2 separate regions of the Homo sapiens genome follow, and region 2 is linked to region 1. A link is an interaction called in ENCODE POLR2A ChIA-PET data of the cell type or tissue named here. Cell type or tissue: CD4-positive, alpha-beta T cell. All regions are shown on one strand. Each heading gives the region's core, and the rest is flanking DNA. Links, peaks and the distances in the headings are about the cores only. Region 1 overlaps FHIT (fragile histidine triad diadenosine triphosphatase). Region 2 overlaps FHIT (fragile histidine triad diadenosine triphosphatase).

Region 1 (16,386 bases), core at 3,064-11,063:
TGGAATGGGACTGTTTACCCAGTGCCCATGAAACCATTGTATGTTGAAAACAAACATCTTATTTTTGATCCTATAGGCTCATAGCTGGAAAGAAATTACCTTGGGTCACAGATGAGACTTCGGACTTTAAACTTTTGAGTTGATTTTGAAATGAGTTAAGACTTTTGGGACTATTGAGATGAAACAATTGTATTTCACATGTGAGAAGTACATGGGTTTTGGGAATCCAGGAGTGGAATGCTATGGTTTGGATGTTTGTCTTCTCAAAACCACATGTTGAAACTTGATCCCCAATGATGGGAGGTGGGGCCTGGGGGAGGTGTTTGGGTCAGGAGGGCAGATCCTTCATGAATAGATCGATGCCTGTCCTTTGGGTTAAGCAAGTTCTCACTCTATTAGTTTCCAGAAGAGATGGTTGTTAAAAAGAGCCTGGCATCCCCCCACCCTTTTACTCTCTCTCTTGCTTCCTCTCTCACCATGTGATTTGTGCATACAATGGCTTCCATTTGCCTTCTGCCATGAGATGATGAAGAAGCCTGAGGCCCTCACCAGATGCAGATACCCAATCTTGAACTTTCCAGCCATCAGAATCATGAGCCAAATAAACCTCTTTTCTTTATAAATTATACCACCTCAGGTATTTCTTCACAAAAACAAAAAATGGACTAAGACTGATCATATCCCTAATTGCAAAATCTCACAGGAGGAGCCACCTTAAATGACACTGACTGTGTGTGAGGGACTTTCCAAAGAGTTTGTCACTTATCCTGCCAGCAGCACTGTAGAGCCAACAGAATTGCCTGTATACAAATGAGACAACTGAAACTCAAAAGATAAACAACTTGTCCAAGGTCATTTGATATATAAACCATTTTGGCCTGTAGGGCACAGGAGAGAACACTTAGAAGACTTTGGAGATGTATCTTCTGACCTCCCCTATAATTGTGTTTCTGGCTATTAAAGAATACTGTATATGAGGTTCTGAAATGACAACAAGTGGCATTCAACTTGTAGCAAACTGGTAGAAACTTTCTGGGAGAACATTCCGGAGGAAAAAAATAACATTAGAATTTGCTTTGGCTCTGAAGCACTGCAGATAAAAATCCCTACTGTCAGGAAAGCAATATTAAACATCTTGGAATATATACACATGCATCAGTTAGTGATGCTTTAATTTATATATAGATGCTTCAGTGAAAAGGGAAGATATAATGTAAGTGTAGAATGATGTCATATGGAAAAAAACCCAAGCAAAGGATGTAGTAGGGCCTTTGGAAGAACCTAGACCTCAAAAAATCAGAGGCACCTGGACAGAATGATCTGCTCTTGGTAATCTTCTCTCTGCTTGTCTGTACCCGTCTTTTATCTCTGAAGATCTTTGTCTCTGTCTAGTTTATAAGGAATTCTTCATCCCTTGAGTTAATACATTGTAAAATCTAGACCACTCTCTTTTGTTCCTGTTTTGAGTGTGTGAGGAAGGAATTCTGGCCCAGCTAGGATCACTTGCCTAAGTCTGTTGTCATATTACACAAACATGGCGACAGGGAGCCAGTCCCTAGAAGTGGCAAACCAATTCCAGAGAAGGTGTTTGGCATATAACTCAAAAGACAGTGCCTCCAACATATAGAAAAGAAGACATGGTCTCTGCCTTTGGCCTCTAGGGAGAATGATAACAGAAGATGCCTGAAGTAACAGCAAGATCATAACATCTAACCCATCCCTGATTCTAAGAGTGTGAAAAAGAAAAAAAAAAGTCACTATCAATGTAGAAAGCCAAGGAAGACTTACAAATGCCTTGTTTCATTGAATTTCAATTTCAGTCTCTTTAAAACAGCTGTTGTGATTTTATATTCACAGCAGTTTTAAGGAAATTATGTAGATGATATGGTAGGAACCAAACACCTATATGCTGAGTCTAAAGTCCTCAGCGTGTTTACTCGTATCATTTTCTCTGTCTCATCTTTTTATATTCCCTGGCATAGATTTTATCCTCCAGCAATAATGGGATATAATACCCAATAAATATATTAATAAAGAAATGTGATGCCATCTCTCCTTCATGTACATTATTTGTTTTAATTACAATTTTAGCTTATATAATTATGTTTTTCCACCTAGATCCTAAACTTCATGAATTCCTCACACATAGCGTAGGGTCTGGCCCAAAGTGGATGCCTATTATATGTGTAGAGTGAACGAATGAGTGATTGCTTGACAATAGCACCTCTGTAAAGCTTAGGTTGGAACTGGGGAAATGGATTAACAAAAGTGTTTCAGCACTGTTAAGACTCCACCTTGATTTATTCCTTTTTATTGTTGTAACTTACAATGGTAATATTTGCTTACTCTAAATAAATTCAAAGACTACAAAAGAATGTAAAGCAAAAAATCAGAGTAATCTTTTCTTCCTACTCCTGATTCCATTTTCCAGAGGTTACCCCTCTGAACCTTTCAGTATTATCCTTTCTGAGACTTATGAATCCTTATACAACATTATGTATGTACGTATAGAGGATCATATTTTGTTAAAAAAAGTGATATTGCTATAAAAAGTGTGATTTTTTCCCCACTTAATATGTGGTGGTCATCTTTCTTGTCAATACATAAACGTGCCAGTTATCACAGAAGAGAATACCAAAGGGTGAATTTGATGCTGAGGCAATAGCTTAATAGCACTATAGCAGAGCATGGCCTTGTTATTATTAGCAGCTCCCTAAATTTTGTCTGAGGATGATTTGAGCTGGGGTTGGCAAACAAGAGCCTGCAGGCTAAATTTGGCCCACTATTTGTTTTTGTAAATAAAGTTTCACTGGAACACAGCCACACCCATTTGTTTATATATTATATATGACTGCTTTAATGCTGTAATGGCAGAGTTGAGTTGTTGCAATAGAGGCCATACATACTGAAAAGCATAAAATATGTACTCTCCAGACATTAGAGAAAAGGTTTGAGGGACCAGTCTATCTCTGTCTTCTTGGCCTAGTCAGGACCCAATATCAAAGACCGCACAGTATGCTCATGGATTGGAAGAATCAGTATCATTAATATGGCAATGTTGCCCAAAGCAATATACAGGTTTTCAGTGGTATTCCTATCAAACTACCAATGTCATTTTTCACGGAATTAGAAAAGACTATTCACATGGAACCAAAAAGGAGCCCGAGTAGCCAAAGCAATCCTAAGCAAAAAGAAGACAGCCAGAGGTATCATGTTATCTGACTTCAAACTGTACTATAAGGCTACATTAACCAAAACAGCATGGTACTGGCGTGAAAACAGACAAAGACCAATGGAACAGAATAAAAAACCCAGAAATAAAACCTCACACCTCCAACTGCCTGATCTTGACAAAGTCAACAAATTAAGCAATGGAAAAAGGACACCCTATTGTTATTGCTGGGATAGCTGGCTAACTATATGCACAAGAAAGAAACTGGACCCCTACCTTTCACCATATACAAAAATTACCTCAAAATTGACTAAATATTTAAATGTAAGACCTTAAACTATAAAAATCCTAGAAGAAAAGTTAGGAAATGTCTTTCTGGACATCAGCCTTGGGAAATAATTTATGACAAAGTCTTCAAAAGCAATGTAACATAAACACAATTTAACAAGTAGGGCCTAATCGAAGAGCTTGAGCACAGCAAAAGAAACTACCAACAGAGAAACAGACAACCTACAGGATGGGAGAAAATATTTGCAAACTATGCATCTGACAAAGGTCTAATACCCAGAATCTATATGGAACTTCAACAATTCAACAAGCAAAAAACAGCCCTATTACAAAGTGGACAAAATACATGAACAGACACTTCTCAAAACAACACATACAAGCAGCAAACAAACATGAAAAAATGCTCAACCTCACTAATCATCAGAGAAATACAAATCCAAACCACGGTGAGAGACCATTTCACACCATTCAGAATAGTTATTAATAAAAAGCCAAAAAGACACAGATGCTGGTGAAACCGTGGAGAAAGGGGGATGCTTATACACTGTTGGTGGGAATGTAAATTAGTTTAGCCTCTGTGGAAAGCAGTTGGGAGGTTTTTCAGTGAACTTAAAACAGAGCTACTGTTCAACCCAGTAATTCCATTACTGGATATATATTCAAAAGAAAAGAAACTGTTCCACCAAACTGATACATCTACCTGTATGTTTATTGTAGCACTATTTACAATAGCAAAGACATGAAATCAACTTAGGTGCCCATCAATGGTGGATTAGATAAAGGAAATACGGTACACATACACAGTGGAATACTACATGGCCATAAAAAAAGAATGAAATCATGTCTGTTGCAGCACCATGAATGCAGCTGCAGGTCATTATCCTAAGCAAATTAACACAGGAACAGAAAACCAAATACTACATGTTCTCTCTTATAAGTGAGAGTTAAACAGACAAACATGGTACACATGGACATGAAAATGGCAGCCATAAACACTGGGGACTAGTGGGAGGGAAGGAGGGGGTCAAGGATTGAAAAAGAGCTATTGGGTACTATGCTCACTACCTGGGTGATGGTATTAATCATACCCCAAACATGAGCATCATGCAATATACCTATGGAACAAACCCACATGTGCACCCCGAAATCAAAAATAAAAGTTGAAATTACAAAAACAGATAAGTAGACAATGCAGTGAACTCATCGAGTTTGTAGAACAAAAAAAAAAATCACTTAACGTTTGTGGTTATTGTACTTCCTCTTTCTTTTGGCAAGTTTATCACAGGTGGATTCAAGTAACTGAAAAAGAAACAGGAAAAGATGCCTGGCATGCATGGCTGTTATTCCTGGCACTCTCTCTGATTAGGGTCCTGTATATATCTCTCAAAACACACACACATATTCACACACCCCACAGATCTATAATAAACTAGGGGTTTTCCTTATTATCGGATAGTTAATAAACCGCAGCATAATTAAATAAGAGCCTACATTTATTATTGTCATTCAGTAAGCAGCATATAGTTTTGGATTTCCTGGTTGGAGTCCATCCATAGTTAATAATTGGGTAGGATATGCTGGTATCTCAATCAGGATATGAATGATTAGCCAATAGTTCCTTGAACAGAACCTTATTACTAATGAGGAGCAGTAGATTGAGTTGAGTTTTAAGGAACTTCAGGATCACTCTGTTTTCCTTGGTGGGAGAGGAGGGAGTGTGATACAGAGAAGTAAGTGGATCAGGCTGCATGGGGTTGTGGTGACAAGGCTTTGAAGACACCCATTTATACTGTTGGTCAAGTAAACAGTAAAATAGCACCCTTGGATTTAGGGAGTGGTCTGATCTTAAATTTTAATATGCAGAACCACCCCCCAAAACGTATATAAAATGCAAATCTTAGAGTCCCAGCCACAGACATTCAGGCTCACCAGACCTGGGTCAGAGCCCAGGAATCTGCATTTTAAATAACCCCCTCAGGTGATTCTAATGGGAACATTCCTGCACCAAACTTGGAGAAGCACTGCATTCCTCTAAGATTTGTCTACCTCATTCCATCTCCCTGTCTATTTCTCTCTCTTTGCTTTCTCTTGCCTGGTCTCTATCCCTTCCTTTCATTACATGTCATGTACCTTGATAGAGATAGATGCCTGCACTCCCATGTCTAGAGGTACATGGTTGCCAATGAATGCAAAACTCAGAAAGGAGACTAGAACTCTAGCCCTCTCTTTCACTCCTCCTCTTTCCTGGCAAGGTCACAAGAACAGTCATCTATTTCATCCAAGTGTTTGCATCTAACACAATCACTGCATTCAGTTTTGAGATTTGTCATCAAACAAACTGCACCCTTGGTAAGTAATACCATTGCCCTCCTGAGCTGTGGTGCTATTTTCTTCTTTTGCACTCCCTTCTTTGTAAATGCTCTTACAGGGTTGCTAATCCTCACCTATTTCTTCTTTCTCGGGGACTTTATGAATTCAAACAGGCTCAGACAGACTGGCAATTTCGTGCAGTCTCCAGCCAGACCTGTTTTATTCTTCATGTCTTAGTACCTTGCTCAGAATTTATTGTATAAAGAAGTGCTTAGTAAATGTTTGGTGAATAAAGAATGAAAAAATAATCAGTGCCTGGATGAAATGAAGCAAGGCAGAGTAAATCTCAGAAAATTTACTTGCAGCTAAGTAGGGCTACGAGGCTCTAATATGCAAATATTTTATTTACTTGAAACTGGGACTGTCCATCTAAAACTGGTTGATGGCTAGACTCCTGATTTGAAAGCTATTTCTATTAAATCTGAACTTGTGTCTGGCAGCTTTCTCCTATCCTAGCAGAGGTTCTCCCACCCCCATACACAAGCACAACCCTGAATCGCAAGCATTGTCAAAGGTAGTGTATTTTCTGTTTTTTCAGTTTTCTAAAATCAGAGAAGGTATTTCAGGAAAGTGATTTCTAACAGATAGGTACTCTATCAGGTAAATTTTGATCCTCCTTGACCTTCATTATTTTTCTTTTGGCTGTATCCACATTTTGACTGTCAAGTAATGGGACATTACACGGAAATAGAAAAGATATTTTTTTCTCCTTTCAAAATTACTTATTTGTAAATTAACCCAGATTGAGTTTTCAACATTCTACATCATTAAAGTAATGACAGTAAATGATAGTTTATAATATTTACAACATATTGGAGTAGAAAAAAAATCTATCATTAGCACATCTTTACTGTACCTTTTTAATAGTGTAATATCATTTGACATTCTGGGCATTATTTTTTTCAGATCTGATGAACAATAAGAATGCACCCCCTTCCCTGCATTCATTTTCTGCTTTTTACTTAGAATTTTCTGGGCTTTGGCAAGCACTGAAGTTTATGGTTGCGCAGGAGGTTAGTGTGAGTTGGAGGAAAAACTTAAAACTTGACAGGTGGTGAAGTAAGGAAGAGCTCACCATTTATTTCCTTCCCACGTATCTTCTTTGTTCATTTGGGATTAATATTTTTTTCAAAACAAAGCCAAACAAAAAAATAAGAGAAGGTAGGGTTCTCAGGAGTGGGTGGCATATGAGTGACTGGAAGCAAAAAGGAGAGAGGGGAAAATGGTGAAGGGACAAAGAGAAGGGCAGGCTGAGAGAAGGAGCAGCTGGTGGGAGCAGGGAGCAGAGGGAGGCTGCTTAAGGAAAAACTATTTTTAACTGTTCTGAGACCTTTTTAAAAGTAAAAAAAATAACCCCTCTTCTCAAGAAGCCCCCACCCACGATTGCTTTCATCCTCCCACTCTGGAAAAAGTAATGTTGTTTTCAATTGTGTAGAAACACATTTTAGAAAGTAAAAAGCCCCATTTAAAAGCATGTGTGAGGAGCCTGTGTTTCTGCTCCTGACCTAGAACAGCATTGTCTCTGCGGCCTGCACATCACCTCGGGTGCCCCCAAACTGCTTTCAGACAGTAACGCCCTCTAATGGGTTGTTGTATTTTGGATTTACCAAAAACAAGCTATACTTACTGTGTGCTTCAGGGGCCAGCTCTTGGGTTGGAGCTTTGCAGCACCATCTTGTTTGTCCACCCCGATCACCCTGTGAAGTCATGTTGTCTCTATTTTGCAAAGGGGGAGCCGAGCCTCAATGAAGACAAGTCACTTGTTCAAGAACACTTTATGGTACAGCTGCAATATTAAGTCAAGCTCCCTCTCTTTTCTTTTTTAACTTTTAATTCTGAAATAATTTTAGAGTTGCAAAAAAAAAAAGTTGCAAGCATAATGTAAAGAATCCCTCTACCCTCCTCCCTCAGATCCCCAGATATTAATACTTTACTTACTTCCATTATATTTTCTCTCTCTCACCTATATATGAGTGTGTGTACCATATATGTTATATGTGTATAAATGTATATATAATTTTTAGTGAAATATTTGAAAGCAAGTTACATGATGCCTCTTTGCTCCTTTAGTGTATTTAAACAAGACATTTTCTTAGAAAAACATAGTGTAATTACTGAACCAGGAAATTAACCTTGATATAAAGCTATTTCTGGTCTGCAGACCTTATGGAAATGCTGCCATTGTCTTTTATTTGGGTCCAGGATCCATTCCAGGATCACACATTGTGTTTAGTTGTCCTGTCTTTTAGTGTTCTTTAATCTCAAACAATTCCCCAGACTTTGTCTTTCATGACCTTGACATTTTTGAAAAGCACAGCCTATTGCTTTTCAGAATGTTTCTTAATTTGAGTTTGTCTGATGTGGCATTTCTTCATGGTTAGAATCAGATTTTGCATATTGGCCAGAATCCTACAGAGGTAGTATTATATCCTTCTTAGTGCATTATATCAGGAGACACTGATGCTCCTTTCTCCCATTCTTGGTATTAACTTTGATCACTTGGTTGGTGTGGTGTCTACCAGGTTTCTCCATTGGAAAATTGCTATTTTTCCTTTTGTAATCAATAAGTATCTTATAGGAATATACTTGTAGAAAATGTAGTATGTTTTTTCTTATACTTTTACCCATTCTTTTTTTGCATTCACTACTACTGATTCTTACCTGAAACAGTTACTTTTGTGATGATTGTTAAATGGTAACTTTCTAATTTAATTACTCCTTATTTATGACTTGAAATTCTGTAAGGAAGGGCTTTTCTCCCCCACCTCCCATTTTTTTAAAAATAAATTTTATTTTGTGTATTTGAGGTTTAAAGTATGATATGGGATACATATATACAATAAGATGGTTACTACATAAAGCAAATCAACGTCTGTTATCTCAGAGTTACTTTTTTTGTGAAGAGAGCAGCTAAAATCTACTTATTTAACAAAAAACTCTAATTCAATTTTATTGACTGTAGTCATCATATTGTATATTAGATCTCTAGACTTGTTCATCCTACATGTTACTTTGTATCCTCCCCCCCCCCTCTATATATGTGTGTGTGTGTGTGTGTGTGTGTGTGTGTGTGTGTGTGTGTGAAGTAAAATCGTAGATTTTTTTTAATTCTGTAGTCTCTGGGATATTATCAGTTTTTATTTTATTTTATGTCCCTATTTAGCCAGGGGAATCCCTTCATTCTGGTTCATGTGTTCTTTTGACCTGTCCCCACAATTTTGGTTTTTCTTTGTTTTTTTTTAGCCATTTGTAACTTTGTGGCACCACAGGATATTCTAATCTCATCTTGTTCCTGTCCTGTCCCATTAATGGAGCCAACCACTTCTCCAAGGAGGTCTGGTTCCTTTTTTATTTTTATTTTTTGGAGAATGGTATTTAGAAACCAAGATCTGGACATCAGGTATGCTAATTTATAGTGGGGTATCATTGCTTCAGCCTCTCTGTGAGTAGAGGTAGGCAATACATGCGTGTGTATTTATATGCATGTGTACTTATACACATACTATATATATATTTCCATATCTCTCAGTTTATATATTAAAAATTATGAATTCACGGTGATGCTTTCAATCCTGTAATAAGTCCTCCTTAGGCTGCTCTCTTTCTGCCTGAAATATACTTCAGAGTCCTTGAATGATTTTTAATTGTCAATATTTTCAGCAACACTTCTCTTTTGATTGCTTTGTTTGCTATGAAAAAAATATATTTCTGTCTACTAAGTTTTATCTATCTTATTTAATCAGTTATTTCTTATAAATAGATTATTAGCACATAAATACAGTCCAACTCTCCTTTGCTCAGAATAGAAGCTTAACTTTTTGCCTTAAATTGTTTTCAGTTATTGTTTTCCTTGGATGGGGAAAATGAATGTTCCTTTTACCTTTCAGTCAGTCGTGTCTCACTTTGGTGATTATTTTATTTTTTGTGCTTGCCTTAGGAATAAAACATAGTGTTTGGGTTTTTTTTTCTTATTTATCAGGATTGCTTTAATGGTTTCAATCATCTTTCTTTCTTTCCTTTTTCTCTTCAAAATTAATTTTAAAATAATTATTGTAGTAGGAATCCTCAACAGCTGAGCTGTACCATCTCAGAGTACCATTATTATCACTCTGTTAGGTGACATGATAATAATCATTTCTAATCTGGTGTCTCACTACATAAACATGCATTGCTAATCACAGTATGCCTCTGATCTCATTTGTTTAAAAAAAGCAGCAGCAGCAGAAGCAGAAGTAGAGAATAAGAGAAGAATCCTTCTGAAAGCTCTTAGTTTGGCCATATTACCCCACAGTGTGGCTTGTATAAAACACTTTCACTTTCTTGCACGAGGAACATAATGGGAATCCAGGAAGACAATATGAATAATTTTATAAGTTGGCTATTTAAAGAGAAATAGGCTTTTCTGAGTTTCTGGCATATCCAACTTAATATTACAGTACTGGACCTCATTCTGAATACTTAGAATATTTACGACACTTGATGTTTGGACTTTATAAAAGGTCACTTGAAAATGAAGTCACTTTCATTTTAAAGTAGAAGAAAGTGGATGTGGAAAAGGGAAGAGCTTTTAAGGAAAACCATCATGTCTGTTCTCCTGTAAAAGGTCTTCATTTCCAGTAGTAATTGTATTTCTTAATGGCTTTCCTAATATTAGATGATTACGTCTTGATGTATGAAAGTATTTCAGCTCAGGGATTATTGAGGCTCCTCTGGCAAAATGACTATCATACTTACCTGGAACTTTTGTTTCAGCCCAAGTAACAATTGCAGATAGACATAAATTAGCAATATTTACTCAGAACTCACACGTAGCTGTTTTTCTTGTTTAATAAGGTACTTTTGCTTACAAATGATAGTTACCAGTTAAAGCCATCTTAAGATCAAAAAGGGACATCATTATAAGGATTCAGAGGTATGGCATAAATCACAGGGGAGGGCATAAACTCAGCTTCATGAGAATGCCAGGCCTCAGGACCAGGACCCAAGAAAACTATTCTCTTTAGTATCTCTGTGTCTTCTATAATTGATGGCCATGTATTATAGAGAATAGGAGTTCTACAAGGCTGTCCATGGTAAACAAACAGGATCTTTGATTCCTATTAGTCTGGGGAATGTTCCATACCACATCCACCAGGTCTGAGAGCTTCACGGTGCACAGTAGACTATTAAAGTTACTGAGAAGTTGCATGGAACAGAAACCTGCTTAACCTTCTTTAATCTACTGATTTCCAAACTCATTTGACCATTGCTTTGAGAAATATCATTTTAAACAAACACTCGAATAATATGGAATTAAATTTAATTGGATTCATGGAGTTCTATTGTATTATTTTTTAAATGATACAATGAGCACTTGTTAAGTGACTAGTTGAAGGTCACAGTATATTTTTGAGCCTCTTGGTCTAGTGCTCTTCCCACTGGTGCTTACATTCGTGGATCTTGGCTGAGGAACTGTACTGTCACAGCTATTCACTTTGTGCCCATACCCCATCACCCTAGCATTTTAAAGGAGCTCCCCACTTTAAATTGAGTGATTGATTATTCCATTGGTTCTCCTGACAGGCAGTCTGCTATTTTAAAGATGACCCAGCAGCTCTAGTTTAAAATGTGCCTTTATTTCCTGTGTGTGACGCATATATGTTGAGCAGTTTCTGGTCATAGGAACTTTGGTTCCAAATCTTATTAAGGTTTTTGTCATTCCAGAGGGTGACATTTTAGGGGGGCAGAAACTGGCTAGCATGTTAGCCTAATCCTTGAATCCAGGCAAAATAAATTTTGGTTGAGTTTGCTGTAACATTCACCCATTCGTTTTCATTGCTTCATGTCTTGGATCCAGTGAAAGGGAGACGTGTCAAATGTTCTGAGAGGCTGTAGATTCACTTGGTAATTAAACCAACTAGTGCAAATGTACACCAGTGAAAACAGTAAAGTTTCCCAGGGTAAGTCTTCTGGGAAAGTGAGAAAAGCCAGGCAGAAAAAGGGTAATTGAATATCAGAAATAAAGAGCTGAGGAAAGTGTTGGGGGAGTAAACACCAAGAGAAGAAACTATTGTAATTTCTGCCAACAAGAACATCATGCTTTTAAAGTGCATGTTGTTTTTTTTTCCCCTTTGGAACAGTTAGCAGGAGTAGCAAAAACAGTAACAACGTGACCTCAGTGATAATGTGTCTCTAGTCCATGAAGCTGAGCCAGGTGTTGTATTAAATACCTTTGAGACAGAAACTCATTTCTAAAATCCACACATTTGCTGAATGAATGAATGAATGAATGAATAAGCAAATTTTAATTTGTGTCTGTCTAGGGATAAGAACTTTTGATGCTTTGCTCTTCAAAGGAGTTTAAAACATAATAAGGGAGAGAATACAGGACATGAAGTTAGAGAAGTGGCATGGGAGAGGTAATACCATAGAAGTAGAGGAACAAGAGAAAATTTCCATCCAACAAAGGTTGGAGAAAACTTCCAACCTTTGTTCCAGTGAACAAAGGTTTAACATTTGTATGGGTGCATCAGTTAACTGTTTCATAAAACTCATGTGTACCAAACTGTCCCCAGTACTTGGTGGATTGAAATAAGAGTCATTTACTCTGATTCTTGTGTCTGTGGGCCAGCTTGGCTTGTTTTGACTATAGGGTGTGAGTTAAGTCCATGTGTCTGTCACCCTCCAAGACCCAGCAAAAAACTAAGACATCTGCTTCTCATAGTGAAAGACAGGAATGCACATGACATTTTAAGCCCCTGCTCCATTCACATGTCTTAAGCCAAATCAAGTCTGATATCAAAGGAATGTGACAGTATACTCCTCTCAGGAATAAGAAGTAAAGAGAGAGTGAATATTTACTGAACAACAATCTAATTTACTTCAGTGGGAAATACAGGGTTATTTCGTATATCTGGTGAACTTGTTAGGAAGTAGCAGTGTTTATATTGTAAAATCAAGCTGGAGGTTGCAGGACAGAGGCTAGAATTCCAGCTGAGAATAATATTACAAAGGGCAGGAGTGGAGTGATTTTTTCCAGTGAGTCAAGGGCCACAGGTTGGTCAAGGGAAATGGGCACTGAAAATACCTTTCCAGAAACACTTACTTAGTAGGGTGACTTCGGTAGATCATGAGAAAATAGATTTGGTAGAAGATTAAAAGCAGGAAGCTGATTGTTTGGGGCTGAAAACGATGAGGGGTTAGAGAAGCAAGGTAATTAATATCAGCGTCTCTTTTGAAGACATAAAGGGCAGAAGAGAAATAGGGTTTTGAAATGAGAGAGAGCAAACGTGAGACGAACATAAGCATGTACTATGAGAGCCTATATTCATTAAAGAAAGATTCTGGGGCTGTTTGTTGTCCCAGGATAATGAGTAATAGGTGATAGATACAGAGCTGTCATCCTTTTCTCTCTTTTAATATAAGATATTTTGTAAGATGATAAGGCAAGGTGAGTGAGTAAGGCAATCCCCTTTCCCAATAGTTTTGTTATATACAGACTTAAAATGTGACATATTAAAGGGGTCAGGAAACTCTTGAATCTTGAGTCAACCATCTCTACTACTTAATATGCTCAAGGGACCTTATTTTTAAACATCATATGGGGGCACAATATTTACCTGTATGGTTAGCAAGCAACTTGCTAACACAATCAGTCACTTGAATTGTTAATTAATGTTTAATTTTCTAATTACTCACACCTGCAGAAATTTCCCCCAATAGGAAAGAAGACCTAGTTTCAAACTTGGATGATAGGAGTTGGGGTTTTCTTCCATGAATATGTAAGCAGTCACAACTTCTGTGTATTCCCTGGCATTTAGTAACACAGTGCAGTCATCTGTTGACCATGAGCCTATAACAGGATAAGTTGGGTGTGGGGTCCAGAGAAGGAGATGGTTGAATCTCTCCCTTCAAACAGTGAATGCTGTAGCTGGGAAAAGAAGGCATACATAGACAAAATAATGAATAATTAAGAAAGTATCATATCCTGATACCATGAAGCGCTAGCTTCATAGATACTGTCAATAGAGAATAGTACAGAAGATGTAGAGTGGTATATGCTGCAAGGGTTAAGAGCACAGGCTTGGGATCCACACTGCCTATGTTTAAATCTTTGATCGTCCACTTACCAGCTCAGTGATGCTGGGCAAGTCCTTGACTTTTTTAGGTTTCAGTCTCCATCTATAGAATGGGAACAATAACGGTGGCTACCTTGAAGACTTAATTGGAAAGACTAAGTTAATATATGGAATGTGTAAAACAGTGCCCAGCACATAAGTAAGCATGCACAGGCTCTTAAATATTCTAATTTTTATTGTTGTTGGTGATGTTTTGTTGTTGTTGACGATGTTTTGTTGTTGTTGACTTGGTTGGTTTCTTTATTTTGTTGTTGATATGGTATGGGCCACAAGGTTTAGAGAAGGTGTTGACAGCCATCGAACTGGACACCTTGCGTGATGTTCTTAACATTAGCACCAAATCATCTAGAAGGAGTCTTTCCTAGCCATTCTAAATATAAAGGGCTGTCTTCTCAAATGACAAGCTAGGGTTAATGTATCCGAAGCCACTTTGATTTATTCCTCTTAAAGCAAGAGTGTTTGTCTCTCTTCAAGCAACTGCCTGTTGTCATCAGGCTAAGGCTTGGTAACACTCTTGGTTTCTCCTCCTCTACCTTTGTCTTTCCTTCCTACCTCATGTCCTTCAAGTCTTTATTACCTGTATTAGTCTGTTCTCACTCTGTTAGTAAAGACAAACCTGAGACTTGGTAAATCATAAAGGGAAGAGGTTTAACGGACTCACAGTTCCACGTGGCTGAGGAAGCCTCATAATCATGGTGGAAGGCAAAAGAGAAGCAAAGGAACGTCTTACATGGTGGCAGGCAAGAGGGCTTGTGTAGAGGGGAACTCCGCTTTATAAAACCATCAGATCTCATTAGACTTATTCACTATCATGAGAACAGCATGGGAAAGAACTGCCCCCATGGGTCAATTACCTCTCACCGGGTCCATCTCATAACATACGGGAATTATGGGAGCTACAATTCAAGATGAGATTTGGGTGGGGACATTTTATTATCACTGGAAAGTCAGCTTCGGGGAGCCCCAGCCTTAAGTCTGGGCAGACAATTCTGTCCCCCTTTTGAGCATTTTGGCTAACTTTGCTGCAGGTCATAAACAGATAGACATTCAACAAGTCTTATTCCAGAGATGCTATACAAGCTGCATTTAGAAGGGTGAACAGCAGTCAGGCATGCCAGACATGGAAAGAGAGTCATTCATGTGAAGACAAAAAAACACACAGCCTCAGAAGTGGGGGAAATGCTTGTTATAGTACAGAAATCAAGAGGCCAATACAGACACGGTTGCAGTGCCCGGTAGAAATATGATGCAAGCCACTTGTGTAATTTTAGTTTTTCCGGTAGTCACCATAAAAAGTAAAAGAAATTAATAATATGTTGTTAAAACTCGATATATCTAAAATAGTATGATTTCAACATATAAGCTGTGTAGAAAATTATGAATAGGATTCTTTCACCTTCTGTTTCCCTTGTACTAAGTGTTTGAAATCTGGGTTGTATTTTACACTTCTGGTACATCTCAGTTTGGGCTAGCCACAATTCAGGTGCTCAGGAGCCGCATGTGGCTGGTGGCTCTACTCTATTGATACAGCAGGACTAGGGCATGGCAAGCAAGGAAGACAGTGCTAGATGAGGGTGGAAATATAGAGGGAGGATCCTATAAGAAGGGGCTTTGCTGACTACGGTAAAGTTTATGTGACCTTTGACAGAGATTTCTCTTCTAAAGAGAGTGAAAAACAGTTTGTTAACCATAAACTAGTCTTCATGTCATCAGGTAGATGGACCTGTAGGAATTGCTGCCTGTTCCCTGCCTAGGCGCCAGCACTCAAGTGGATTTTAGCCGAATCCCTTAAAGGTAAGACAAATGCCATCCAACTATTTTGAAGAAAGATATTAAGGAATTTACCTAAAAGGCGTACAGAATAAAACTGGGGAGGAAAACCCAGGCAACCTCATTGTAATAACCTTCTGTCTCATGGACTATATCCTTATATTGAACAGAGGCACCCTGCCTCGCAGTCTGCAATGGGCCCACTCTGTTTGCCTGTGACCTCTAAACATAGCTGAGCAGTTGGAACCCACTGGTGGCATCCCGGAAGCACCTAAAGAATGTGACAAAAGCTCCCAAATCTTTGTTTGTCTTCCCTAATCTACCCAGCAGGGGACAGAGGGACAGGTGTGGATTGGGTTCCTGTAGTTGCTTCAGGTATCAGATAACTCAAAAAGTCTTATTAATGAAAGCTGTATCATCGTCATGATGCATGATTGGTTCATTTTGTCATTCACCAGAAGTCTGGCATGCTGAGGTGCTCAGTAAATATTTTTTGAAAGAACCAGTAGATAAAGGAGCAGCTCCTTATTGGGCACCAGCAATATATCAGGCACTGTCAGAAGCCGTGGCTTCAATGATGGTGATGTAGAGACAGACATGGTCCACACCTCCATCATCATATCTTGGGATTAACTGCTTCAGAACACCTGGAGAGCTTCTGTAAATATG
Region 2 (16,386 bases), core at 4,032-12,031, 84 kb after region 1:
TGGTTGTTGATTCTATTATTTAAAGTGCATTTTAAAAGAAAAACCAAGGGCCCCATTTGAAGCACTTTCCATTAAGAAATGACTATTATAATTCATTCTCTTTGCTTTATTATCTTTAGCATATAGCTAGTTCTCATGCCTCCTATTTTCCAATCTCTGAGGGTGGGGCCCATGAAGTAGCTTCTTGAAAGGTCCACAGTTGATTCTGATGGTTACCCAGAATATCAACTGCAATTTCATTTGTTTATTTTTATAAATATATTTTGATTCTTGGTCTAGATGACCTGGACTTGATTCTTTCTTGATACTCATCTCAAATTATTCAGTCCCCTCAGGCGCTTCTCTTTACCCTTTATGCCAAAGTCATTAATAAAGTAAGTCTCAAGACACAAAAAGCAGCTGGAAAAGGTAAAGATTTCATGGCTGAGCCAGGGTCAGATGGAAACCAGCTTAATGAATAATAGACAAGGCAACCTGCAGAGCCACAGATGTGGAAGAATTAGAATAATGACCTTCCTGAGGACATTTGAGTGAAAAATGTTGGGATGGTGAGACTCTATAATGGCCCTCAGGCCAAACATGGTGAGGAATCCTTTCCCTCCTTCTAAGTCAATTATGTTAGTGCTGGGAAAGGGTCATTTTGAAATTTTAACTTCCCATGTCATGAGGCATCCATCCTACCTTATTGTCTAATAGATCCGTTCTCCAAAGAAGCCTCTTGTTCACCAAAATCAGGGAAGTTGAGACATATATCTTCGGAAGCCTTCTCCATCAGATTAATCCAAAACCTCAGGAGGGAAGGGCAACAAACAAACAAACAAACAACAACAAACAAAAAAACACACACAAACAGTGGTTTGAAATTCTAGGCTTATTCAACATAAAGATAATATTATTGGATTCCAGTAATGAAAACTTCCATTTCTTTCCCTGGTAGTTTATTCTTTTAAACAAGTCTTCCTGGTTCCTGACGTTACATGAAAAATGAAGATGGAATTCTTTAAGATGTTGACCCTGCCTAGGGTGGTTGAGAAGAATAAACAACATTGAGTTAACAAAGTGAACACACCAAATATTCTTTTACTTTGTGGTGGAATTCATTTATCCTAACGTTCACATTCAAGTCTCCCACTCTGGGGTCCATATATCAGTTCGTGTTCCCCCACAAAATATTTTCTTATCATGCTTTCCATCCTGGTGCCCTGACAAACAGCTCACCAGGGGCTTTTATTTGCGTTTAAATTCGTCTGTTGGTTGTAAATGGTATAAATTCCCAGACGTAATCAGGTTCTAGCAGTATAATTTTGATGAAACTGTTTGGCCAAGGAAGGAATAAATGTGACTCCAAGCTCTGCTCCACTATCAGATGACCATCGATGAATCTCACTCTTTAAGGAAGAAACTCAGAGCACGGGATAATTCAAGAAAATCCCAGAGGAGCAAGTGACCTTAAAAGTCATTAGCATCATCCACTACTTGACAGTTAATCACCCCTGTAGCATTTAAGTCTGTCTTTCATCTTCCTCTATACCTGGAAACTCAAAGCACTGTGAGGTAGCTGCTTCCAGTTCTGAATCGCTCTGATCTCGATTTCCTCACTACCAAAGTAGTCTGTTCCTCCCTTCCAGGAAATGAGTATCCTGCCTACTCATGTTTTTCTATCTGGCATTCATTCATTAATTTATTCTTCTATCACCTACTATGTGCCAGATATCGTCACAGGCTCTGAGAACCTAAGAAGAATGAGACGTAGTCCTTGTTTTCAAGTACAGACTTTGAAATGAACACCATAATGCAGGAAGGCTGAAAAAGTTGTAGAAATTCTATAGTTAATATTAACATATTACTCCAATAAGTGTTTATTGAGTGCCTACTATGTGCCATGTGCTCCCAGGCACTGGGTTAAAGTGGAAGGCAAGACAGCCTAGGAAAAACTCTCAGTGTATTGTCTTCTTCCCCTTATGTGAAAGGGAACAAATAAAATATTGCAGATTTGGGTTAATACTAGAAAGACTAAAACAAGGTGTTATGAAATGGAATGACATGGTGGAAGGGGAATGGGGTGGTATGGCTACTTTAGATGGGGTGGTCACTGAAGAGATAACCCATAAACCCAGAACAGGGAACGACAGGCGCCTAGCCAGCGAAGAGCTGGAGAAGAAAGACCATTCTGGGAAGAGGAAATGGCAGTGGGAATGAGCTTGGCACATTCTAGGAAATAATTGAAGACCAGGTGGCAGAAATTTAGTGTAGGGAGAGTGGCAGCAGGAGAGAAGTGGGAAGAGTGGGCGGGGAGCCGTTACACTGGGACTTATGCTGTGGTAAGGAATTGTAATTCAATTTTAAATATATTTGATGTTTTGATGATACTCAGAGTGTATTTCAGGGCAGAGGGTATTTCACATGTGCTTATGATAGGTTTCCTAAATTGTTTTTTTTTTTAGTTTCTAAGCCCATTTTTCTAGACTTGAAGGATTTTCTCTCATGTCTATCTTAGGCACTGTGGTTGTCCCTCTAGCATTCTTCCTACCCTCCCTCTTGATTTAGTAGCCACAAAATTAGGATGGGTTTGAACTCATCTTTAGCTCCAGGTGCAGACCTTGTTTGGTACACACCAGGGGTTGGCAGACTTCTTTTGTAAAAGGCCAGATAGTAAACATTTTAGGCTGTGAGGGCCAGATGGTCTTTGTCATAATTATGTATCTGACTTTACAGCACAAAAGAAGCCATAGAATATATGAAAATGAATTGTCACAAATAAGCATGGCCGTATTCCAATAAAACTTTATTTGTAAAAGCAGATGGTGGGCCAAATTTGGCCTGAGGGCCATAATTTGCCCATCCCAGTCTAAGTCAGTTGTCTCTGCCACAGTAATGACTTTCATTAATCCTTTCCTAAGCTATTTAGAGTGTAGGATTCCCTTGACTTTAGGAATCCTACACTCTAAAGGATCGGAGTCCCATCATCATGGAGGACTTAGATGCATTAGTTGTGGATGGGCTGTTTTCTCCACTACTGCTTATGAACAAGAAAGCAGGTAACTGACAGCTTCTAGCAGCCATCTTATATTTTCTAGGGCAACATGCCTCAGAGCAAAACAGATGCTGAGGCTGACATGGCAGAGACAGAAAGAAGCTGGACACTAGGTGACATTATTGGATTGTTGAATTAACCAGACTTGAAGCCTGCATTACTTCCAGACATTTAAATTAGGTGATCTGGCCAGGAACAGTGGCTCACACCTGTAATCCCAGCACTTTGGGAAGCTGAGGTGGGCGGATTACCTGAGGTCAGGAGTTGAAGACCAGCCTGTCCAACATGGTGAAACCCTGTCTCTACTAAAACTACAAAAATTAGCCAGGTGTGGTGGCACACCCCTGTAATCCCAGCTACTTGGGAGGCTGAGGCACAAGAATCACTTGAACCTGGGAGGCGGCAGAGGGTGCAGCGAGCTGAAATTGCACCACTGCACTCCAGCCTGAAAAAAATTAGGTGACCAATAAAGTCCTCTATTGTTTAAGCCAGTCGGAGTTGAAGTTTTTACTATGTCTAACAGAAGACACGTTCCACTAGATCATCCACTCTAAAATATTCAGTTATTGTTGTTTCTTAATATGCTTAACTGGCAGTTTGAGTAAACAGTTTCTAAAGTGCCTCTGCATATCTGCAATACTCATCACATGCTAGTGGGAATCTTTGAATGAAAGTCTGTGAATCAATGGCCCTAGAAGAGCTTAACTTCCAATAGGTTCCCTCTAGTGCGTGACCACACGGTAATTCCATTAACTTTAACGATGGTGGTGCTGCACAAAATGGGCCCTGTTAGTCTATTCTCTCCTTTCTTTTTAGCATTAAATCTTATCCTGCAGCTAGTTTTTCACAGTAAAGTATGTGTACCAGTGCCATTCATTTCTTGCCCTTTTTTAAAATATGCAGGGCTCTCTCTCCCAGGGAGGGAGTGCTAAGTGAGTACATTAAAAATGAATCTGCTGCCCCATTTGTCGACTGCGAGAAAACCCGAGTCAGGGACATCAATGGATTATTATTGATTGTTGTAAGATCCAATAAAATCATAAATATGGCTCAAAACAATTACTGTGGCCACATTAGCAAATTATCAAATCCATAACTTGCTTTGGAGCCCGGCCTCAGAGATTTAAATAAAGTGCCGGAGGGAGGCAAGTTGTGTTTTAGGAATGTGACAACCAGGGCTGAGATAGAGAAATTTATGATTTAATTTGCCGTGCAGTCTAATTGCGAATAACTATTGGATTTCTAAATAGTGGACTTTGATTAGGTTTAGGTGTCAGAAATAAACTGGAAATATGGGTCAGTTTATACTTCTCTGAGAGTCTGTAGGGAAGGGGACAGGAAGGTATTCATTGCAAGGAATGACTTTCTCAGGTGACCTTCCACCCTTCCCTCTGTGTCCTTATTTCCTGTGTTGGAATAATTGGATTATACCTGAGACTGGCTGGCTCTTTCCAGAGAACCACTTGTTACTTTCTTCACCAAGTGTCAGTTTCCCCCCATTTAGAAATAAATCAATTCAAAATGAAATTACCCGAAGCATTCATTTTTCACCATCTAGTAAATGAATCTCTCTAAAGAACACGAGGTCCTCCCTTTTTGGTTCAGGCTTCATAAAATCCCTCTTTTCAGTGGAAGTGGTATAGTACTAGTGTCTCTGCCTTTTCTAGGCTTTTCCTCTCTGGTGGCTTACTAGGCAATATTTGCTCCATAAAATGTGTATTGGCATGTTCATAGATTCCTGGGCATATTTTGTGAAGATCTAACCTGAAGTCGGGCTGCCTGGTTTAAATTTCTAACCCGCAGCAGGCTGGAAAAAAGCCTCTCATGGCATTGCATCATCCATTAGCCACTGTAGCCCTTCATCTGCGGCCCTGGCCTCAGCTGCACTCTGATGACAAGCACACCGGTGGCTAGATTTTCAGGAGTCGATTGGCTCATCTTTCAGCTCACTTTAGGAAAATAGAAAAGCAATTTGCACAAAGATAAAGCAGATTTCATAGTGATCTGTGTAGAAGTGGCTAACAGATTTCTACGGGCAGTCAGCGAAAGCATGAAAACCCAGCTGAGAAATGATAAATTACTGCTAACTGTCCTAATTATCCCTTGATACCCTGTGTTGAAACCTGACTAAATTTTGCTGAAACTTACAAATAGGGAAGAAATTTAAGGTTTAATAAATTATACGTAATAGAAATGCTTAAAAAATAAAAGATAGCCACAGCAGAAGGGCTTATATTTATCACCCCACTGTCTCCTGAGCCTTATAAAAAGGTGGGGGTAGAGGGGGGTGTTAGATAAATTGCAATTTTAATTGCAAACCTAATTGATTATACTCAGCATGCTCATTAGGTCAAGGAAGACTATGAGTCAGCTCCCAAGGTCATTACATTACTAGAGTAAGCATGTAATTTGTGATAAGTTGATTTGTGAACATCACATTCTTCTCTTTAAACAGAATAACCAACATTAGTTTTTAAGGTTCACATACTGACAATGTGTGTTTCTTTGTATTTTAGGACAATCATCTTGTACTAACCCATCTTTTGGTTTTATAGTTTTAGCTTTAGTGCTTTTAACATATAAATGCATTTCAAATTCCTCCAGCAACGACTAACATTTTACCAGCTGTCTTATTCCATTGTTGAATAACCCCAGCTATAATAGTTTGCTTTTTCATTTCCTTTCTTTCTTTTTATTATTGTGAACCAACACTTTGCTTCTCTGAAATATTTACCTTGTGGTCCTCTTTCAGACTTCTCTGGCAATTTGGATTGATTCTCTATTTCTTCTTCTACCTAGAAACTTTGTAGAAGTTGAAAGAAAATGTATTACTTTCCCTTTAAAGAATCATCAATGCCTTTGGCTGTGTACATGGCATGATTTTTATCCCTTTCCCAAACTGGTTCCTCCCATCTCAGGGTTCTCTATTTGGTGACTGTTCTCTTTTAAACGTGTTGCCTAGAATCACATGAGGGCATCCAGATGGTATAGGAACAAGTATTTATTGCGGTACTTAGAATATAGTAGGCTCTCAATAAATGCTTTTTGAACATGAGCATGGTTTCACCAAGTATAGAGCCTCAGGTCTGGACATTCTTATTGCAGATGAAGTTTGCAGAATGTGAAATGGTCAGAAGGATCTTGTTTGTAGGCACTGTCATAATGAGGATTTTGTTGGTTCTTTTTCATATTTTGAAGAGCAGTGAATCTGATGAGTGATACAGGGGTTCTGTCATTTCACTATCCTCAGGACCATCTGGTCAGCAATAGAATGGCTTCTCAATCTCATTGTGGACAAATGCTAGCAATGGAATACATTCTCAATTACTTTTCTTCGTTAAGTAATGATCTATGTGGGTGCTTTCCATACCTAAGGTGTTTGACTATTCTCATGTCTAATACCCACCAGGCTTTCATGCTAATCATTTTTCTTTCAGTAGGCATACAAAGGGTGTCTGGAGCCCTTTGGACTCTTTGGGGATGAGAATTAGAAGCATAACTTTAATTAAAAGCAGCTAAGTCATTAAATTTTGTGGGCTGGGAGGACCATAGAATCTTTCAAGTATTCGAAAGCTGCAGACTTTTTCCATGGAAAAATTCACATACACACAAAATGTCGCATTTAATTTCAGGGGCCTCCTATTCCCCTGAGGCTTACCCATGGACTGCTAGACTGAATTTCCCTGACTTGTTATCTTCCAACTAAATAGTCAGGGAAGATTGTATTTTTTGCCTAAATTGATGGGGTGAATCTTGAGGCAAGTCACAAAGCCACATTCTACCCATGTTTGCAAAATGTCTCTCTCACTCATGGGAAATGCATGCTTTAAGTATTTAAATCTGATGCTGTCCACTGTTAGCTATTTGCATGTGTTTCCTTGGTTGCAAAATTGGAATAATAATACCCCCTGCTGTTAGGATTTTGTGAGTATTAAATAAGAGCACGAATGGGGAGGTCTCTGCTTAGTGCTTAGCACACATCGTCTTTATTCACCAGTTTTGTTTTGTTTTTTTGAGAACCTACTACATGCCCACTTCAATTTCTGTGATGAAAACACTGGACAAAGCCAGTGTCATCCTGGCCCTCAAAAAGAACATCATCTCACTCTCTTCTTCTTCATCTATAGTAGTTTTGGCCTCACCCCTGTGTGAAGGAAAGGCTGATCAGAGAGTCCGAGGAAAACCCTGGAGAAGAGATGAAATGGATTTCAGTTTAGTGTCAGTCCCCTTTTAATGGGCCCAGACTTACTAATGTTGAGCAGATTGGTTTCCTAAGCTATCTAAGCAAGTGAGTCAAATGAAATGGAACGTGCCGAGTTGGTTCTTTATGTTGAAGACTGAGGTATACCCGGTGCTGTGTGTGGTTTAGGTATGTGTGGTTTAGGGTGGGAGGAGGAGATTCCCTCCAGATCCACAGTTTTTCTCCAAAGCATGGTGCCTAAGATGTGCTTTCACCATCAAGGAGCATTATGTTACTTTATACCTTACATCATGGATTTTTTAAGTGGATAATAGCATAATTTAAAAAATATTACCATCATAGCTGAAATAAAACATTACTCTGGTGTTAAGTTTACAATAACAGAAAGTGAGTTTTTTCTTAACCTCTGAAGACCAGATGTGTTGATAAGCCAAGCTCTCAGTTCACAAGAACTCATTCCAATTAGTTGTTGAAGTTTAATTACCTCCTCAAGAGACTAAGTTTGACTTTAAGTTAGAGTTAAGACACTTGAGAGGTGAAAGCTAGGAGTTGGGATTCAAGGGTTAAGTTTAGAGTTAAGAAAGTTGAATCTTCAGTTAGATTCAAGAGAGCTAAGTTGGAGATAGAGTTAGAATTGAATTTGAAGTTAACTTTTAAATTTGATAAGGTTTTGTTCTGTTGTTTTTTTTTTCTAAATGCCTACATCAGATTTTCTTTGTAATTTCCGGTTGCAGCAGCAGATTTGTACTATCCTGGACAAGATTGTCAGAAGGGATGAACAGAGGTGAGAACATTCAGAGCTCAGACATACCCAGACCCTCATTGGGTGGGAAGTTTCCCTAGCTAAGTTGGAGATCGATGGTTCTTTGCTGCTCTAGCAGAGCCTCTCTCCTTTCGTACCCACAACAATCCCCACCACCACCTTCTTATACTGACCCACAAGAACATTTGTTAGGCAAACACTCTGCCATCTGTTGTGCAGACAGGGCTTCCAGGCAGAATAGAAACAGGTGTGGCGTCAAAGTAACTTAGTGCATAGACAAGGTGAAAGGAGGGCTTAAAAATTGCATGTCACGTTCTGAGCTTTATACCTCCTTGGCCCATGGTGGGTGGACCTGAAATGCCATGTCTTATCAATGGCGACCCTTTGTAACCAGTTTGGGCTTTGGATTTGGTACCACACAGCTTTATGGAAAGACACTTGGGGCCGTCATTTTACTTGCAAATAGAAACAGGCTTTGTGGTGTGATTTCTTCCCTGGGATTTGTTTTGAATGTGTGGCTGGTTTGCAGTCCCCACAGAGGTTGTCAGCTAATGAGGGCAGTGGAAGTACGTTCCTTAACTTGTTCTTTCAGAAGTGTTGCATTACCAGAGCTGCAAGAAGAGTTTGTTCCTATTGTCAGATGCGGCATGGGATTTTTTTCTTTTTGCCTTTTCAAATTCCAGGGAAGAATGAGTTCTTTGGCAGAAATGGTGTCAAGAGAACTTCTTCTGTGATTATGTGCTAATGCAGTTCTAATTGTTTCTCTGCAGATGGATTGAGTATTGCTGACAGAGGTTTATGCACCTTCCCTAAACGGGTTGGTGGTTACCTGCTTTTTACAATAAATGTAATGAGCATCTATTTGCATTGATGGTAACAGTACTTTACAGTGGCTTAATATTTTGCAGTTTGTGAAGATTTTTGTGTCACATGGCTTATCTTATTTTTGTAAGGCAGTATTCTGGGAGTAATGCTTTGTAACCCACAATGCCAGTGTTCAAATATTGCTCTGCTTCTTCCTAGCTCTGTGATCCTGGACAAGTTATTTAACATCTCTGAGCTTCACTTTCCTCATCTGTAAAAGAGACATAATGATGGTGCTTGGTGTCATAGAGTAGTTATGAGAATAGTAAGAGTTAAGGGAGGTATGGGACTTATCACAGTGCCTAGAATATGGTATAACTCAGTGCATGTTAGCTATTATTTAATTATTAACACTATCAATATTATTAATTTTCCCCAGCATTGAGTGAGGTAGCTATGGTGCCAGGAATTTTATCCCCATGTTAAAGATGAGGTTAACTGAGGTTCAGAGGGAAGCAGTGACTTGCTCAAGACCTAGAATCCAGTCAGAGGCAGAGTTGAACAGGAACTGAGACCCCGTTACACCTCCAACATCAAGAAAATGTTGGGGGAGTCCTAGTGAAATCAGCTCCCACAGGCTGGTTTTGGTGGCGCCGGCCTCATCAGAAAGTGGGTAATAACCTCAGCTCCCAGCAGCAACTTTTAAACCACATTTAATTGTCTGTGGAGAACAGGATCTGGAAGTCTTCATTTGAGAGAAGACACCTTCTCTCAGGTAGGGTTTTGTAAACTGGGAAGGTAGAGAGGCTGTTTGCCAATTGGGGTTTGAGGTTTCGTAAATTCTCCCATCCTCAGGCTGAATGAACACCTCTCTTAAATGAGAAATGCATTCTACACTCACATTGGTGTTATTTTAGAGTACCCATACCACTGTTTTAATACAGTCCAGGGATAACCAGTTTTCTCTGTAAAACACATGTTGATTACTTGCTTTGTAGGATGTTGTTACAAGCTCCAGGTGAAGAAGGTGTGTGAGACTCAGTACCTCTCTTTCCGGGGTTGCAATTCTGTAGGAAGAGCAGGAAACTAACATAGATAACCAGAAATAGGAGGCAACATGTCGTAACGACCAAGGAGTGAGTTGAAGATGAAAAGCAAACACCATGGATTTTGGTGGTTAAAGAAATTTCCCGGATGTAAGAAAACTTTCTTACCTATTGAAGTTGTTCTACCAGAAGAGAAAAGGGAGATGGCCTAAGTGAAATATTGGAGAGGCAGGAACCATTAGTAGGATGAGATATGTTTGTTTTTAGTTTGTAGAAAATTATCATTTCATTAACGACCTGGACTTCTTACGGGTAGAATAACTAAATCCATTGTTTAAAGAAAAATATCATCAGTTTGAATAAAGTTGGCAAGTGTGTGGTAGATTCATTTCATTGTAGCCAGAAGCATTTTCAGTCCTGTCTTCATATCTGGAACCTGAGTCTTTACACTGACACTGTTGCGAGGGTGTGATGGTGACTTTCACGTGTTCTCTCTGTTCTGTGACTAAGCTGCATGTCAATGTCTGTGGCACAGATGACAGCTGTATCCTCTGCCTTACTTCTGCTGTTCTCTGCACAAAGCACTATTGAAACCAAGAAAATTAAGGAGGCACAAAGCAGGATCTCTTATGGGAAAAACTCTAATCAATATTTAGTAGAAATCAGGTACTCCGAATTCAAAGATGAAATACTAGTTTTTGCCTTATGTTTTGATCATCAGCTGTTTGATCCAGTCTCTGGGAGTAATGTATTTGTAGCAGGTTTCTGAAAATCCTGATGTGTTGTTGGTATACGCTTCTAAAGATGCGCTAATAGGGAAATACTTTGGATTTAGTGAAGACTGTACTTATCGGTCCAATTGAAATATCCTACAAATTGATTTTAGCATTAGTATTTATTTAAATTAAAACGGGCATCTATAGACCCCTTGGGCAGCTTAATTGTAAAAGTAATTCTTAAATGTACTACGCCAGGAAAACAATATAAGTTACTCAGGACAAATATATGTCTTAAACCTGCGGGAGCTTGATGGCAGGTCACTTCTCATTTGGTTAGGTTTAAAGTAACAATGTGTGGCAATGAGTAATAGTACTAATTTCTGAAGGGAAGTAGTAGGGGAAAGAGTCTTGGGCTCTGGGCTTCATGTTCTATATTCTTATCCAATACTGTTTAGTTCTACAGCCTTGGACAAATCTTTCATTGTTTTCTTCCTCTGTTTCGTTTTACTTCATTTTTATGTTCCTCTCTTCCTCATCTCCTCTTCCCTGCATACGTTAAAGACTCTTTCAGTTGCAAGTGTCAGAAAACCCAAACTGGCTACAGTAAATGGATGATTTATTGGGTCACATAATTAAAGAGTTCAAGGGAAGTTTCTGACTTCAGGTATGGCTTGATCCAGGGACTCAAGACTCTGTGTTTCTCTCTCCCTCTGTGTTTCTCTTTCTCTGCAAAGGGACTGGCATGAGCCTAGGTATAAAGGTGGCAGTAGTGAGTTGAGCATCTTGGCCGACATATGGCTGTGTGAAGAGGATCAGGGAGACAACGACTGTTGAGCAGTTGCAGGGTCTGAGCATAAAAAGATTCAGGAGCCAGGGTCTGCTCTCGGAATTTGACTCAGAAAGCATTCAGGACTGATGGAAGGAAGGAAGAAGGGACTAAGATGAAAAGAAAGATGCTTCCTAGAGAATAACCCGATAGCAATGAATAGGATGAGACTTAAGCCTGGGGTACTAATGTATCTGTCTGTTTGGGATTATAATAACAGCCAGGGTGAGACAAGTGAAATTAGAAGGACGTGATAAATACAAGTTGAATACAAGACCCCACTGGCTAAAGAAGTGCTGTGGAACCCAGTAGAACTAGATGTCTATCAGGATCATTTACATTGCAGGCCAAAACAAGTCAAACACACACAGCAAATACTTGACAAAATACCTTTCTACCTGGAGAAGATCTTAGTCTTTTTTCTAAATACCAAAATATCACTAAAAGTCTATATGGTATTGGGTTTACTGTGTAAATTTACATTCACAAAGGCTGTGATTTTCTGTTTGCAAAGTCAGACACTACTATACAATGTCATTAATCCATTCATTATTCACTGAGCACCTGCTGAGTAACACCCACTGTCACACATGGCCTAATTCTGCTTCTCGCTAAATAAAACAGATGTGGCCCTTGATCTCATGGAGCTGGTAGTCTGCTGAAGTGTGTCAATCCTCAAGTTTACCCACAATACCTCATCTGGATGTTTAAGGTTTGAACTCACGGAAGGAATGTTGTCTCTAGGATAGACAACTGGAAAATGTAATTGATAACCCTGTTCAACTCTATAGAGTCCTTCTTTCCACATTACTATGTGTTTATGAATTATAAAAAATTATTTCCTGGAATCTTTTGTTCTTGATTTATGGCAAAAGCTCTATAATGACTATTTTTAAAATGACTTAATGAGTGAGCAGTCTTGCCTCTGTTCTAAAATGCCAGTAGATCACTTAAGTGTCATTTGTTAAACCACTTTGGTCAATAAAAACCCTCTCATTGTTTTTCCCCAAGTGGTTATTGAGCCACATCACACCAACCTAGTTCTTTGCTCATGTTGCTCTATCTACTTTTGGCTGGTGTGGATTATTATTAATTATTTCTTCACAGAATACTAGCCAAGAGTTATCATGATGCAGTAATGGTAAATGCTCACAAAGATAAAATGCCCTAATTAGGGAGCCAAGTTAAGGAGTAAGCAGTTTGCAAAGTGGATTGAGATCTGGTGAGAGCGGGTTCCCCTCATCTGCTTCCATATGATTTGAAATGCCAACTGCTTGCTTAATTTAGAACAATATACTTTCTCTAAATGTATTTTTAAGATTCATGTTTATTCCTTTAATAGCTGATTTAAATGAACCAGCAACTGATACAAATCCACAGGAAAAAGAATTAGAATTGCTACCGATTGAGGCCAACATGGTGCTTGGCACTGAAAACATTCAGATCATTCCCCTCACTCTCATCATGCCAAATAGTGCCCTGTGAGCAAACACAGATCTCACTGGGGATATTTTCATAGTTTCTTTTCTGATTACAGAGATGATACTCGCTCATTACAGATACTTTTCGAAAATACATAAAAATATAATGCAGGAAATTACAATCATCCATGGTTAAATTTATATTTATATTTTAGCTGATGGTCTTTTTAAAAACTACCACCAGATACAAAAAGGCTTCATAAAGTATGAGGTCTCCTATTACTTCCCACTAAAGGTTAAAAACAACAGCAGCATAAAAATAAGGCTTTGCTGAGTTTGTCTTCTCATCCGTCTCTTGACTCTTTCTTCTACTATGTACTAGAAATAAAGTTCTCTGTGGAGGAAGAGTGGGGAGGAACCCCTGCTACTGGAAAGTAATCCTCTTTATCTGTCTGTCTATCTCCGATATTTGTGGAGAGGAGTATGTCTTTTTGATATAATGGAATCTGGGCAGATGAACACAATTTGTTTACAATCAATCAATGTGGAAATTTACAGGGGAAGGGAGGTCAGGGTGATGGGGAGGAAGCTTCACGTTCCCTGAGAATGACTCCCTATGAAGACACCCAACTCAATGCAGATGTTCTTCTTGTAGAAGGGACATAATGAGATCTGCTCTCTTCCTGTTACTTAGGTATAGATTGTAGAATGTGATTGTTTTGCAAAATAGAACGTTCTTTATACTGTGTTTTATATCTCAGACTCTAACATGCCCAGCCCTCAGAGACCCTGTGCCATGGTGAGGTAGTTATTTGGAAAGCCTCTTGTCTTCCCATGGTCACTTCTGAACTCATTGTTGGAGTGAATGTTAACCTGAGTGTGAAAGAGCAAGCAGTGTCTCACTTTAAGTAGAACTAAAGCTGGGGCCTTGCTTTGTTCCCTAGGTGCTGGCCGAGGGTTGGAATGAAAGTCCTAATGTGTGGGGGAAGTCAGCCATCTCATTCCCTCTGAAGCTAAACTGACCTAGTGAAAAGGCTGTCTCCATATTCTCAAAGGTTTCCAGGAACTCAAGAGCTCAGTTTCCTCATATGCTAAAGTGAGGGCAGAGGAGCCTGGCTTGAAATGAGAATATCTGCCTTTCCCGAAAGGAAATTTATCTGCCATTGGAAGCCAGATAAAATCACTGTTCATCTATTTTTTCCAATTTCCAGGTACTTCAGATTGGCTCCCCTTCCCAGAACCTCTTTAAAGCCTGAGTCTAATGGCCAGACCTCCATCATCCCTACCCCAAACTGCTCCTCAATGTGCATAATCTAGAGAATCTAAAAAATACTTAGAGCATTCATTTGTATTCATTGAGCTGAAATTGTGCATGCTGTCAGCATAGGTGGGAGAATCTGTCTTAGAGTAGCTCAGCAAATACTACCTGTCCTTTACTTTCAGAGCTTTGCCCCTGTTTCCTCCTGCTCGAGGCCCTAACTGCATTCCCCTATCTTGGAGGGCTTGTCCTACTTCCTACTTACTTAACCTCTGCTTCTGCTGAAGCCCTTGGCTCAGGGACCACCCCCACAGGGAAGTCGTCCTTGATCCTTCGGGTGTTTGCTCCTTTATTTTGAGATCCTTATCTCAGTTTGAAACCCTTAGGCACAAGTGTGATGATTTGATTAAAATCCTTCACCAGGAGACTGTAAGCTCATGAGAACAGGGGACATGTGTATCCCCACTGCTTAGAGGAGCGCCAGATACACAGAAAGAACTCAGAAAATACCTGAGTGAATAAATGAATGGGTGAATGAATGAATAGATGGATGAATGAATGAGTGAATGGATGAATGAGATACTGTGATTATAATGTTCAGGTAAAAGTCTATTTATTTAAAAAGAAAATGTTTACAATTTTGCTTTATTCGATCATGTTACACATAAACCAACAATAGACTCCACCAGGGCATAAGAGGTGAGAGAAATACCAAACAAAGAAATATCAAAGAGAGATGCGAGAGTAAGTCACGAAGCTTCCTAAATTTTTAATCCTACTTTTAAAAGGTAAAATCAGATATTTTATCAGGTTGTTTGTGCATTTTTAACGAAGTTAACTTTGGAATATTCAGCACTGAAGGTGACCTGCAGTATCTCTTGCTCAATTTTGGAGGCTGCCTGAGAATTTCTCATTCTCTGTTGCTTCCAGATTTCCAGGAAGAGTCAGAGACTCACACTTTTTACTTGAAAAGCTGATACGCATTCCCTATAAACCTCCCAAATGTGTGAAATAATTACCCAGGAAACAAAAGAGAGGGACTTTTACAGTCATAAATTCATTCAAGGATCTACATGAGGCATTTTTCTGTAGTGGGTCAGGTTACGTCTTGTTCCCCTTTTCAAAATATATTTCAAGCTATGTTACTAAAATGTACCTAAGGCTTCTTGATATAGGAAATAGAAAAATAAGACTTTAGATGGGGCAGACATCTCTAGTACCCCAAGTCTTTCTTTCCTTGAAATATCCCTTCACTTTGAAAAACATAAGTAGGCCATGTAGGGAAATGCCTAATGTGAATTTCTCCTAATAGCCCCAAACTCTTCTTTCAAATTACTACAAAAGGAATTCAGGATTTTTAGTGCCAGATTGATGAAAAAAAAGTGCATATTAAGCTTTCCTTATTAATTAAAGGCAGAGAGGAAAGAGTCAGCCTCGCTCAAATTTATAAAAACAAATAATGTTTGGAAATGAGCTTACAGTATAAAACTGGGTGATGCTGTGTCTTAATACAGTTTGCCTTCATGTTAGATATCATTGCCATGACGTGTTAAAACATCTAATTACTGGTGTGCTGCAAGAAAGAGGAAAATGACAAGATTGTGAATGTGATTTCAAGTTGGACTTGGGAAACCATTCAAGAAAACTCTTTAGAGAAACACATTTGCTTTTGTCCCATGAGACACACACGATGAACTAATAGATCATCCTTGGCTCTAATTTCTAACCGTGTTCACAGCCAAGCTCATTTATACCAGGTGAATGATGATCTGGCTCATCACAAGAAATAGCTAGTATGATGAAAACTTTTACAGAGTTTCAGGAAAAGCAGTCCTAAATAAATAAATAAATATATATAGGATTTCCTATAGAAAAAATATATAAATATATATTTTTATGTCTATATTATTTATATAATTATATATTTTATATCTATATAAAATATATAGATTTTTTATATCTTCATATCTATATATAATATAGATATATATAGATATATTTTATATTTTTATATATTTTATATATTTTATATTTTTATTTTTTTATTTTTTAATATATATAAAATATAAAATATTTTTCTATAGTAAATCCTATACATATATACATATATGTATATAAATCCTATACATACGTACATATATTTTTAATATATAATATAAAATATATGAATATATAAAAATATGAAATATTTTTCTATAGTAAATCCTATACATATATACACATATATACGTATATATTTTAATATATAATACAAAATATATTTATATATATATATTTATATATTTATATAAATATATTTATATATATATAAATA

What was found. Peaks named below come from ENCODE experiments on the same cell type or tissue, not always from the same donor. Only the 100,000 strongest peaks of a DNase experiment are listed, where the experiment ranks them.
Region 2: POLR2A ChIA-PET joins it to region 1 with 16 read pairs; 3 of 35 experiments call an interaction of 5 or more read pairs at or near these places.

The regions. Positions count from the first base shown.
Region 1 is chr3:60,070,214-60,086,599 of GRCh38, reverse strand. All of the region lies in intron 5 of FHIT (fragile histidine triad diadenosine triphosphatase), which reads left to right. Among named protein-coding and RNA genes, the nearest start is that of MIR548BB, 540 kb to the left of the region's middle. RefSeq lists an enhancer at 4,592-4,641. In CD4-positive, alpha-beta T cell, for the core only: no CTCF peak of the experiment used is centred there; DNase peaks (open chromatin) are centred at 4,719, 5,809 and 7,399; H3K4me3 peaks cover 6,439 bases; H3K27ac peaks cover 2,010 bases.
Region 2 is chr3:59,986,743-60,003,128 of GRCh38, reverse strand. All of the region lies in intron 7 of FHIT (fragile histidine triad diadenosine triphosphatase), which reads left to right. It overlaps LOC105377112 (a long non-coding RNA gene), which reads right to left. Exons shown (of 3, transcript XR_940885.3): 3 at 15,598-15,645. Among named protein-coding and RNA genes, the nearest start is that of MIR548BB, 620 kb to the left of the region's middle. In CD4-positive, alpha-beta T cell, for the core only: no CTCF peak of the experiment used is centred there; no DNase peak of the experiment used is centred there.